Regions from separate parts of the Homo sapiens genome. Here regions 1 and 3 are each linked to region 2. Evidence: chromatin contacts called from ENCODE Hi-C or POLR2A ChIA-PET data. All regions are on one chromosome and are shown on one strand. Each heading gives the region's core, a stretch centred on a gene start or an enhancer-like site at or near the end of the contact. The rest is flanking DNA. Distances are from core to core; before and after follow the strand shown. Region 1 holds the start of MTRF1 (mitochondrial translation release factor 1). Region 2 holds the start of COG3 (component of oligomeric golgi complex 3). Region 3 holds the start of RCBTB2 (RCC1 and BTB domain containing protein 2).

Region 1 (3,074 bases), core at 239-2,738, 4.2 Mb before region 2:
CCACTTTGGGAGGCCGAGGCGGGCAGATCATCTGAGGTCAGGAGTTCGAGACCAGCCTGGCCAACATGGGAAAACCCCATCTCTACTAAAAATACCAAAAAAATTAGCTGAGCGTGATGGCACACACCTGTAGTCCTAGCTGCTCGGGAAGCTGAGGCAGGATAATCGCTTGAACCTGGGAGGCGAAGGTTGCAGTGAACTGAGATCGCACCACTGCAACCAGCGTGGGCGACAAAGCAACACGCTGTCTCAAAAAAAAAAAAAAAAAAAGAAACATACCAAAATGTTAATAAAATGATCTCTAGTTGTGAGATTATGAATACCTTTTGCTTGCTATTTTTTCTACTTTTCAGTGTTTTCCAAGTTTCTTGCACATGTAGCATGGAATACTTTCCTAATCATAAAAAAAGATTAGTTTAAAAAATTACAGGTTAGGTGAAATTGGCTGTGTACAATAATTTTCTGTTCTCCTCCCCTCCAACAGAGATAATCAAGAGCTAACAAAAGTACACAATGGTCTTACTGAGTAAGAAAGGGAGAATATAAAGTGTTCTAAGAAAACTCTAAGGTTCAAAGTTGAAATAAGGGTCAAGCCACGCACAGTAGCATGCACCTATTGTCCCAGCTACCCAGGAGACTGAGGCAGGAGGATCACTTGAGCCAAGGAGTTCAAGGCCAGCCTGGGCAACACAGTGAGACTCAACTCAAAAAAAGAAGGATCAACATTTATCAAAATCAAACTTTACTGTCTCCAGTGATCCTACTATGCTAGGAGGTGCATTGATATATTAGCTCATTTGTTCACTATAAGTCTGTTAACTTAGCATTATCACCTAGGAAATAAAATAGTCAGAATGGTCTTTAAAATATTCAGTTTCCAGAGTTCTACTGATAGATTTTAGGATACTGCATCACATTATTAAAAGAACTGTTGAAGAAAGCACCAATGGCCAGCTGTCACAAACGTTACACTCCACCACCCCCGTATTTCAAGCACGTTAGAGAAAGTGTATCCATTTGCTAACAGACAGAATAAAAGGATGACAAATATATGTTTGTACGAATACTTATTGCTAAAATTTCCATTTTAGGAACAGTAGTAGAATGCATAATTTTCAAGGTCATGAATCTCAACATTAAGGAAAACAAAACAAAACAAGATGTTTACTCTCCAAGGTTAACTACACCTGAGAACAGCACGACTTCTCCATTACCCATCACAGTAACAGTATTACTCTGATGCTTTGGGGAAAGTTCTGAGTGTAGGCAGGTCAGAAGCGACAGCCCGCGGGGCAGCAGCACGGGCAAACCATGCTGTGTAACTCAGTATATGGAGTGATTCCATAAAGAGGCAATACAGGAGGCGGCGGGGAAGATCAGGAAAGAACTGTGAGTACCTAAGAAAAAGAAGAATACACGTTAGCTCTCTTTACTGAGGTCGGAACCTTCCGAGACCCGCCACATTTCAGCCCGACAAACCCGAGATCACGTTCACTTCCTGGTTCACTTCTTCCGGGTTAACGCACGCTCCCGGCCCCTCCTCCGCCACTACCGCTCTCCGGAGGAGTTGTCCTCGAGCATGCCTAACAATGGACTAAAATGACAAAAATGAGCTAAATGAGAAAAATGACAAAACGAGAATGAAATTGTCATCAGACAACCGCCCCCGCGCCGTCCTTATCCAGAGCGTGAGCCCAGAGCGGGGATGGAGATGGTGGGAGGGAGGGAGGGAGGGAGGGGCCAAGGTGGGACTAAACTACAACTCCCAGAGCGCCCACCAAAGAATCCTGGGAGTTGTAGTTTACCTTGCGGCAGCCTCCAACCCCCTCCACTCACTATCCAGCCAAATGTGGAGTTTTTGGTTTTCACCGTTAACTGCAAACCTAGAAGAGAGATTCTTTACGATTCTGATTAAGAGATCAAGATTTAGAACACATTGCATGTGAAATTACAATAATTTCCTTATGTATTAGAAGCCCGTAAAGCACTGTTTTCCAATATTTAAAAAAAATAAAGACTCCTTTTACATCATCCACAAATGTAGAAGATTCTGCGTGTAATTTCTATACTTTCAGCTTCCATTGCTTCAGAAAATACCTAATGACTAAAGGATAATACAAATAAATTTATATTTTAAAAGTAGTAACAGCCCCAAAAGTTAGGAGACCGTGTATTTCCACATGTTAGTGATTTTATAATGTTCTTTGCACATGGGAATGTAGGGGCTCAACCTAGATTCATAGCTTATGAACCACTGATTAAGTGAAGAATGAAAACTCCAGTTAATAAACAATTGCAGGAAAATGCAAGCATATTGTCCTACTTTGACTAATCCAGTGGGATCCAGCCCTTGGCTATCGCAATTTACAGTCTTTCTATCTCCATGCCTCAATTTTTCTTCCTGAAAGAAAAGGCAAAAAATGTACCATATTACTGACTTTACAGAGTATTTTCTTAGATTATAATCACATACATAGATAGGAGAATTAGCTATATATGCAAAATAATATCTAACGTTTATAGCCAACTTCAAGGTACCTACTTCTATGTACTATGTACTAAATACTGTTCTAAATGGTTTTACCCTATTAATTCATTTAATTTTTACAACCTTAAAATACTTATTTTGCAGAGGAGAAAATTAAGGCACACAGAGCTAAAGTAACTACTCCAAGGTAAAAAACAGTAAGTGATAGAGCCAAGACTCAATTAAGGCAATGGCTTTAATGATCTGTGGCTCCTAAGCTCTGATATAGGGCCACCCTGCTCCAAAAAAGAAAAAACCTTCAATCATGTATTCAATAAATAGTGAACACCAGTTATGTGCTATTCACTATTCTAGTCATGAGGATTTAGCAATGAACAGAAAAGACAAAAACCTTTGCCCACATGGAGCTTATGTTCCAGTAGGGGAAAAGTTTCAAAGGGTCTACATAAAGTCATTCTCCTAAGTTATCCAAAAAGTTCTTTAATTATTTATTCTGATTTGTGCTTTCAGCTATATAACTTGAGTATTATATATAAAGCTTTATTCTCCTTAAAAAATTAGTCTTAGTCGGGCGTGGTGGTTCACG
Region 2 (3,067 bases), core at 541-3,040:
TTATGTCAAGTCTTATTTTTGTTCATACTTAAGCAATATAATACAATTATTTACATCAACATTGGGGATCTGCAGATTTTTTAAGGGCTTTGTACAGCAGGCAACTTGGAGAAGCTGTGGTATATAAAGGGTGTCAGACACAGTCAGGATATCTAAGTTCCAGTGGTGACGCTGATGTTAACCACCTGATTGCAGGATGTTAGGCTGCTTGCTTCACCTCTACGGGTTGTAGTTTGCTCCTCTGTAGACAGAAAGGGCTTGATTATATGATTTTAAAATTCTCTTCCAACTTCAAATTCTATTCTTTTTTTTTTTGAGACAGAGTTTAGCTCTTGTTGCCCAGGCTGGAGTGCAATGGTGCAACGTTGGCTCACAGCAACCTCCGCCTCCTGGGTTCAAGCGATTCTCCTGCCTCAGCCTCCCGAGTAGCTGGGATTACAGGCATGCACCTCCACGCGCAGCTAAGTTTTTTTGTATTTTTAGTAGAGACGGGATTTCTCCATGTTGATCAGGCTGGTCTCGAACTCCCGACCTCAGGTAATCCGCCCACCTCGGCTTCCCAGAGTGCTGGGATTACAGGTGTGAGCCACTGCGCCCGGTCTCAAATTCTGCTCTTAAAAGATCAGAGCCTTCATTTGGGAACATAGCCAGGCACTGATTTGTGCTATAAAGCCTGAATAAAGCCTTCAGACTTTACCCAGACAATGGTCAAAATTGCTACGAAGCTGTTTCCACCTGCCTTGACTCCAGGGAGGAGCAGGAAGAGGCCTCCATAACTTGTAGAAGATTGTCTGTTCTCCACCATTTATTTATTCAATCGTTTATTTATAGCAGTATGGACTCATGGGTATTTATTTTATTCTGTAAATTATGATCCAATACTATCATTATTTATTTTGTTGCTCAAATCTACAATATGATTTAAATGGTAGAGTAGAATTACATGTCTGTACCACAAATTATTATTATTATACATTTTGAGACAGTCTCACTTGATGCCCAGGCCGGAATGCAGTGGCAAGATCTCTGCTCACTGCAACGTCCACCTTCCAGGTTCAGGAGATTCTCCTGCCTCAGCCTCTCAGGCTGATTACTGGCATGTGCCACCACGCCTGGCTAATTTTTGTGCTTTTAGTAGAGACGGGGTTCAACCATGTTGGCCAGTCTGGTCTCAAACTCCTGACCTCAGGTGATACGCCCACCTCGGTCTCCCAAAGTGCTGAGATTACAGGCCTGAGCCCCCGCGCCTGGTCTGTGCCACAAATTCTTGATCCAGTTCTTCAATGTTGGACATTTAGGTTGTCTCCAGTTATTTGATACCATTAATGATGTCTGAGATACACACATCTTTGAATTTTTTATGTGTTTCCGTAAATTAGTTTTCTAGTAGGGGAATTACTGGATGTTGGAAAAGTTTATGCTTTTGGTTTTGATCCAAGAGGCATAAATTGTCAACATGCCAACATGGAAATCATACACTCCACACATTCTACCCAGACTACCCAGCTGTAAGCAGAGAGGTGTAGATCCAAGTCTCCTGCCGGCAGGGTGATTTAGCGCAGTTGTCAATAATCTGTACAACACGTAACAATAAAGTTATTGATGTTGAGGAAAAGACTTCCGGTAGGGGCATTTCTATTTCCATTGGGTCCTGTCTTCTCCACCTTCTACGTTTCAACCGGAAATAGTCGTACCCATTTAAAGCCACGTCGGTACTGGCCTCGGTCCCGCCCCCCACACTGCGGAACCGTTTCCGGGGTCAGGGCATTCCGTCCCGCCCCGCCGCCGGTGCAGTGTTGGAAGCTCCGGTTCTCCCGGAAGTGGCCCAGGTCTCTCTGTCGGGGTCCCCTCCATCTCGCTGCTGCTGAAGGCCGCGAGGGCGGCGGCGATGGCGGAGGCGGCGCTGTTGCTGCTGCCTGAGGCGGCGGCGGAGCGGGACGCTAGGGAAAAGCTGGCTCTCTGGGATCGGAGACCGGACACGACGGCGCCGCTGACCGACAGGCAGACGGACTCGGTATTGGAGCTGAAGGCGGCGGCAGAGAACTTGCCGGTGCCAGCTGAGGTGAGGTGATGGGCAGGAACCGGGCCGGGGCGATGGGGCTGGGATTCTCCTCGGGCGCCCCGGCAGGACCCCGGCCTCACTAGCCTCTGCCCAGGATATCTCTCCACTCCTCCCTGGCCATGGTGGCGGATCCGGTGGGAGGGGCCTCATCTCCCAGGCTGTCAGGCTTCGCTCTGCCTGCGACCCCGACTCTAATTCTGCCTGGGGACGGCTGTGGGGGTGTCCTGCAGCTGGTGCTCGCCGGAACCCAGTCCTCCCCCAGCAGCATGGGACGGTTGGCCCGGAGCCTTGCACCGAACGTTTTGCCCCAGACGAGGCGTCCTGTCAGCCGAGGCGTAATCCTGCTGCCCACTCTCTCCCAGAAGGAGAGGCAGTCAACCCGAGGTGCTGTGCTGCAGGACAGTCTCCAGCGCGTGCTCGTTTACCGCCTTAATGATTCACCTAGGTTGCTTTGTCCATGGGGGTCTTGGGGAGACCAAAACTTGGTCCTGAGTGAGTTTCATTTATCGCACATTGAACTATGAGCTCTCAATCAAGTGCAAGTTATGGGAGATCAGATTTATTTCACCTATTGCAAAGCAATAAAAATGAATTTTATTTGAAAGTTGGCTCAGTACATTATTAAGCAGTGCTGGTTTTCGGTGTTAGAGTCAATGTGTTTAATCCACTTACCATTAGGATATTATGCACTACTGCTTCTTGTGTGATTCAATTCAATTAGTTGTAATAGCAGGAAGTAACATGAATTGTCAGATGTTTGACAAACGTTTTCCAGTTTTGAGGGCCAGGTTTAGGAGGATTATTTTATATAAGCAGTGGTGATGGTTACTTTTGATGTTGGAAGCATTCTTTTCTCTCGCTCTGTCGCCCAGGCTGGAGTGCAGTGGCGTGACCTCGGCTCACTGCAACCTCCACCTCCCGGGTTCAAGCGATTCTCCTGTCTCAGCCTCCCGAGTAGCTGGGATCACAGGTGCCTGCCACTACACCCGGCTAATTTTTTGTATT
Region 3 (2,848 bases), core at 266-2,765, 3.1 Mb after region 2:
ATACCAAACGCAGACGCCCTGGGATGAGGGTCCGCTTGGCGAGCCCAGCAAGAGCAATAAGGCCTGAGTGGTGGAAGTGGGGTATGCAAGAACGTATCATTCTTGTTGCTTTTACCTGCTGCTTAATAACACGCATGTACTGTCTAGCAGGAAATAAAGAGATTACGTTTCACCTAGAATACTCATTCTCTGAGCCTAAGTGGCTCTTCTATTCCAGCCCCCAAATATCTGTATCAGCACATCATATAAGATTACAAAGCACAGAGTAATGACATTGTTAGAAACTCTTCACAGTAGCCCCAGGAGTCACGAAACTGACTTAACTAAGACCCACTGTCTAGTAAGGTGTAAAACCCAGCAGGAACGCAATACTAGGAAGGTGCAAAGCCAGGAGGCTCAATAAACGTTAAACAGTGTCTGGGGGAAAGAGCAACGATCCAGAGCACTGTTTGTGAACTCAACCACTTTTATTCAGCTCTGACAAGGTAAGTCGCCAAGCGCGGTACAAAGTAGCTCCATGAAATGCGTTTTGTTATAGTCCTGGTCTCGAACTGTTGCAACATTTTATGTAATTTTTGCAAAGAACAAAAGCAAAAAGTTCATTCTAAATTAGCCTTCCAACTCAGTTCTTTCTCCGCCAAGACGGAGCACTTGGAAAGTTTTCAATGTCTGAAAACCTCTATTTCCAGGGCTGAGCAGAGCACTATGTTGCGGCTTAAGACGCTCGGCGATTTCTTCCCATCCCTCCGCAGTTCCAAAACGGCTTCGCCTAACAAAGTCAAACTTTTCGCGCTATTCCTGGACATCAGGACCAAATGTCGAAAGCATATACTGCCACTGAGTTAGTGAGCCGGGCCGGTGCCCGGGACCTGGGGTACTAGATTTATGGGACGGGAGCCTAGGGGTCGAGGCCACAGAAATGAAAACATCGGCAACATATGCAGTGCAGCGAGTGGGTTAGGAGGGAGAAACTTCAGGCAGGACGCTCCCTCGGGACCTGTGACGCCCCCCCAGCCACACCAGACGTGGGAGCTTAGGATGAGAGCGGCCTCCGAGCAGATGATCACCCTGGAACGACGCCAAACGCGACCCCTACCAGAGGACTCGCGCATGCGCAGCGCAGCCTGGGCCGGCGGCCTGGGCAGGATGTAGTCGCGAGCAGCGCACCGGGCCCACGCCAGCGGAATTGCGCATGCGCAGGGCCGCCTCTGCCTGCGGCCTGGGCTGGGTGTAGCCCCGGAACCTAGCTCTTAACTCCCGCCAGCAGTTTTACGCATGCGCGACGACGCCTAGGCCTGTGGCACGGTCGCGGCTCTAGTCCCCTGGGCCCCTCAGCTGTCTCTGGCGGGGAGGTCGGGCCGCAGGGGCGGGGAGGGGTGGCCTGCCCCAGTGGTACCTGACAGCATCCCACGTCACGGCCGCGATCCCCCTCGGCCTCCCACACCACTCCTCCACCCTCTTACCTCCTCGCAGGCCGGAGCCTTGTCCGCTCCGCCTCCTGGGTAGCGGTTACTGCACGGTCAGGGGCCCGGCGCCGCGATGAGTTGGCGCCTCCCCCTGAAACGGCCCGGCCTCGGCGGGATGCGCTCGGGTGCCCGGCCGAGACGGAAACGAAGGGAGCGCAGACAAGAGGAGGGGGCTGGCGACGGCGTCTCGCCCCTCCTCTCCTCCCTAGGCTGCCCACCGCCGCCCCTCCCCTTTCTCGCAGACGCCCCCTCCCCTCGGAGTTGACCCCCGGGAGTCTCCCATTGGGGCCGCCTCCGCTTTTCCAGGGAGTTCCTCCGTGGGTCACCCCCACCTTCTCCAGGGTTATGTTCTCGCAAATTTTGGGAATTTGTGGATACCCGACCTAGAAGGATAAGGCGTGTATGATGCTGAGAGCAACCTTTTCCACAGCCCCTCTCCTCCAGCCTGCCCCAGCTTTTCTTCTATTGCTGGCCCCTCTATCTGGGGGCTCCGATCACTTCACGTTTTCACCCCATTGCTGTGGGGCGGAAGTCTTGTAGCCCCCTGTAGTACAAATGCTGAAATAATGAGGATGTGTGCTGGGGGGTTCAGGGGGATGACCTCAGTTACCTTGGGGCCAAGGGCTTCGAAAACAGCCACCTTCTCCCCTTATGATTATATTTTGCAGTAATTTATTATATTACACTGCACTTCTGTTGGCCTTTGTAGATTTAAGTAAAATGCACCACAACTTTGCAGTGTGCAATAATTTCTTCCACTGCACTACACTTAAATTGACCTGAGTGGGTTTTGGTTAAATGCTCAACAATTAAATGTTATTAGCTATTCCTGTGAAGTAAGCTACTTGCTTTTATACTGGCTGTTTCATGAGGACACTGGTTCCTCTACAGTGTAGAGCCAAAAGTAGTAAAGCCAAAGAGAAAAACTAACATTCCAAACCACAGTGACCGTGTCAGTCTGTTTCGTCTGGCTTTTGTCATTTCTTCGGAAAAACATCATTCTAAAATGTATAACTGCCTTTCTGCTACATAGGGCAGACATTTATCTCTATTCTCTGAGCATAGCCCACTGAGCCTCAGAAGGAGGCACGCAAAATGGTACACAGGTATTTCTTGTAGAGCTCTAAATGGAAGAAAAAGTAAGTATACATTAACAGGAAGTTGCAGCGATAGTGCAGAGAGGCATCGTGTGCCTGCCCCAAGTTTCTCCACTGGTTACATCTTATCAATGAAAGAAATTTATGAGTTAAACAGGTTTGCTCTCAGAAAAAGCTCACTTCAGTGATGATAGCTGGCATTTTTTTTTTAAGCACCTATTGTGTGCCAAGAGGTTTATCTTATTTGGAGCTCACAATAATCCTGTAAGGCAAGGATTATCCTTA

What was found. A loop is a pair of places that touch in the nucleus more often than their neighbours do. ChIA-PET counts read pairs that join two places held with the same protein, here RNA polymerase II (POLR2A). Pooled maps may share reads with other maps.
Region 1: a loop to region 2 is called in a map of B cell, with 10 times the contacts of the local background. The contact joins the promoter of MTRF1 here to the promoter of COG3 in region 2. A Hi-C loop is called at or near these places in 2 of 168 maps with a recorded cell type or tissue (B cell and CD8-positive, alpha-beta T cell) and 7 of 50 pooled maps.
Region 3: a loop to region 2 is called in a map of B cell, with 10 times the contacts of the local background. The contact joins the promoter of RCBTB2 here to the promoter of COG3 in region 2. A Hi-C loop is called at or near these places in 2 of 168 maps with a recorded cell type or tissue (B cell and posterior vena cava) and 6 of 50 pooled maps. POLR2A ChIA-PET finds 5 or more read pairs at or near these places in 1 of 52 experiments (activated T-cell).

What each region holds. Positions count from the first base shown.
Region 1 is chr13:41,262,088-41,265,161 of GRCh38, forward strand. It overlaps MTRF1 (mitochondrial translation release factor 1), which reads right to left and starts at 1,489. Exons shown (of 10, transcript NM_004294.4): 1 at 1,398-1,489. RefSeq lists an enhancer at 907-1,407 and a silencer at 1,695-1,784.
Region 2 is chr13:45,463,149-45,466,215 of GRCh38, forward strand. It overlaps COG3 (component of oligomeric golgi complex 3), which reads left to right and starts at 1,791. Exons shown (of 23, transcript NM_031431.4): 1 at 1,791-2,062. The coding sequence starts at 1,889.
Region 3 is chr13:48,531,565-48,534,412 of GRCh38, forward strand. It overlaps RCBTB2 (RCC1 and BTB domain containing protein 2), which reads right to left and starts at 1,516. Exons shown (of 15, transcript NM_001268.4): 1 at 1,464-1,516. LOC124903174 (a long non-coding RNA gene) reads left to right here. Exons shown (of 2, transcript XR_007063795.1): 1 at 1-485. RefSeq lists enhancers at 1, 892-1,131 and silencers at 1,172-1,571, 1,682-1,731.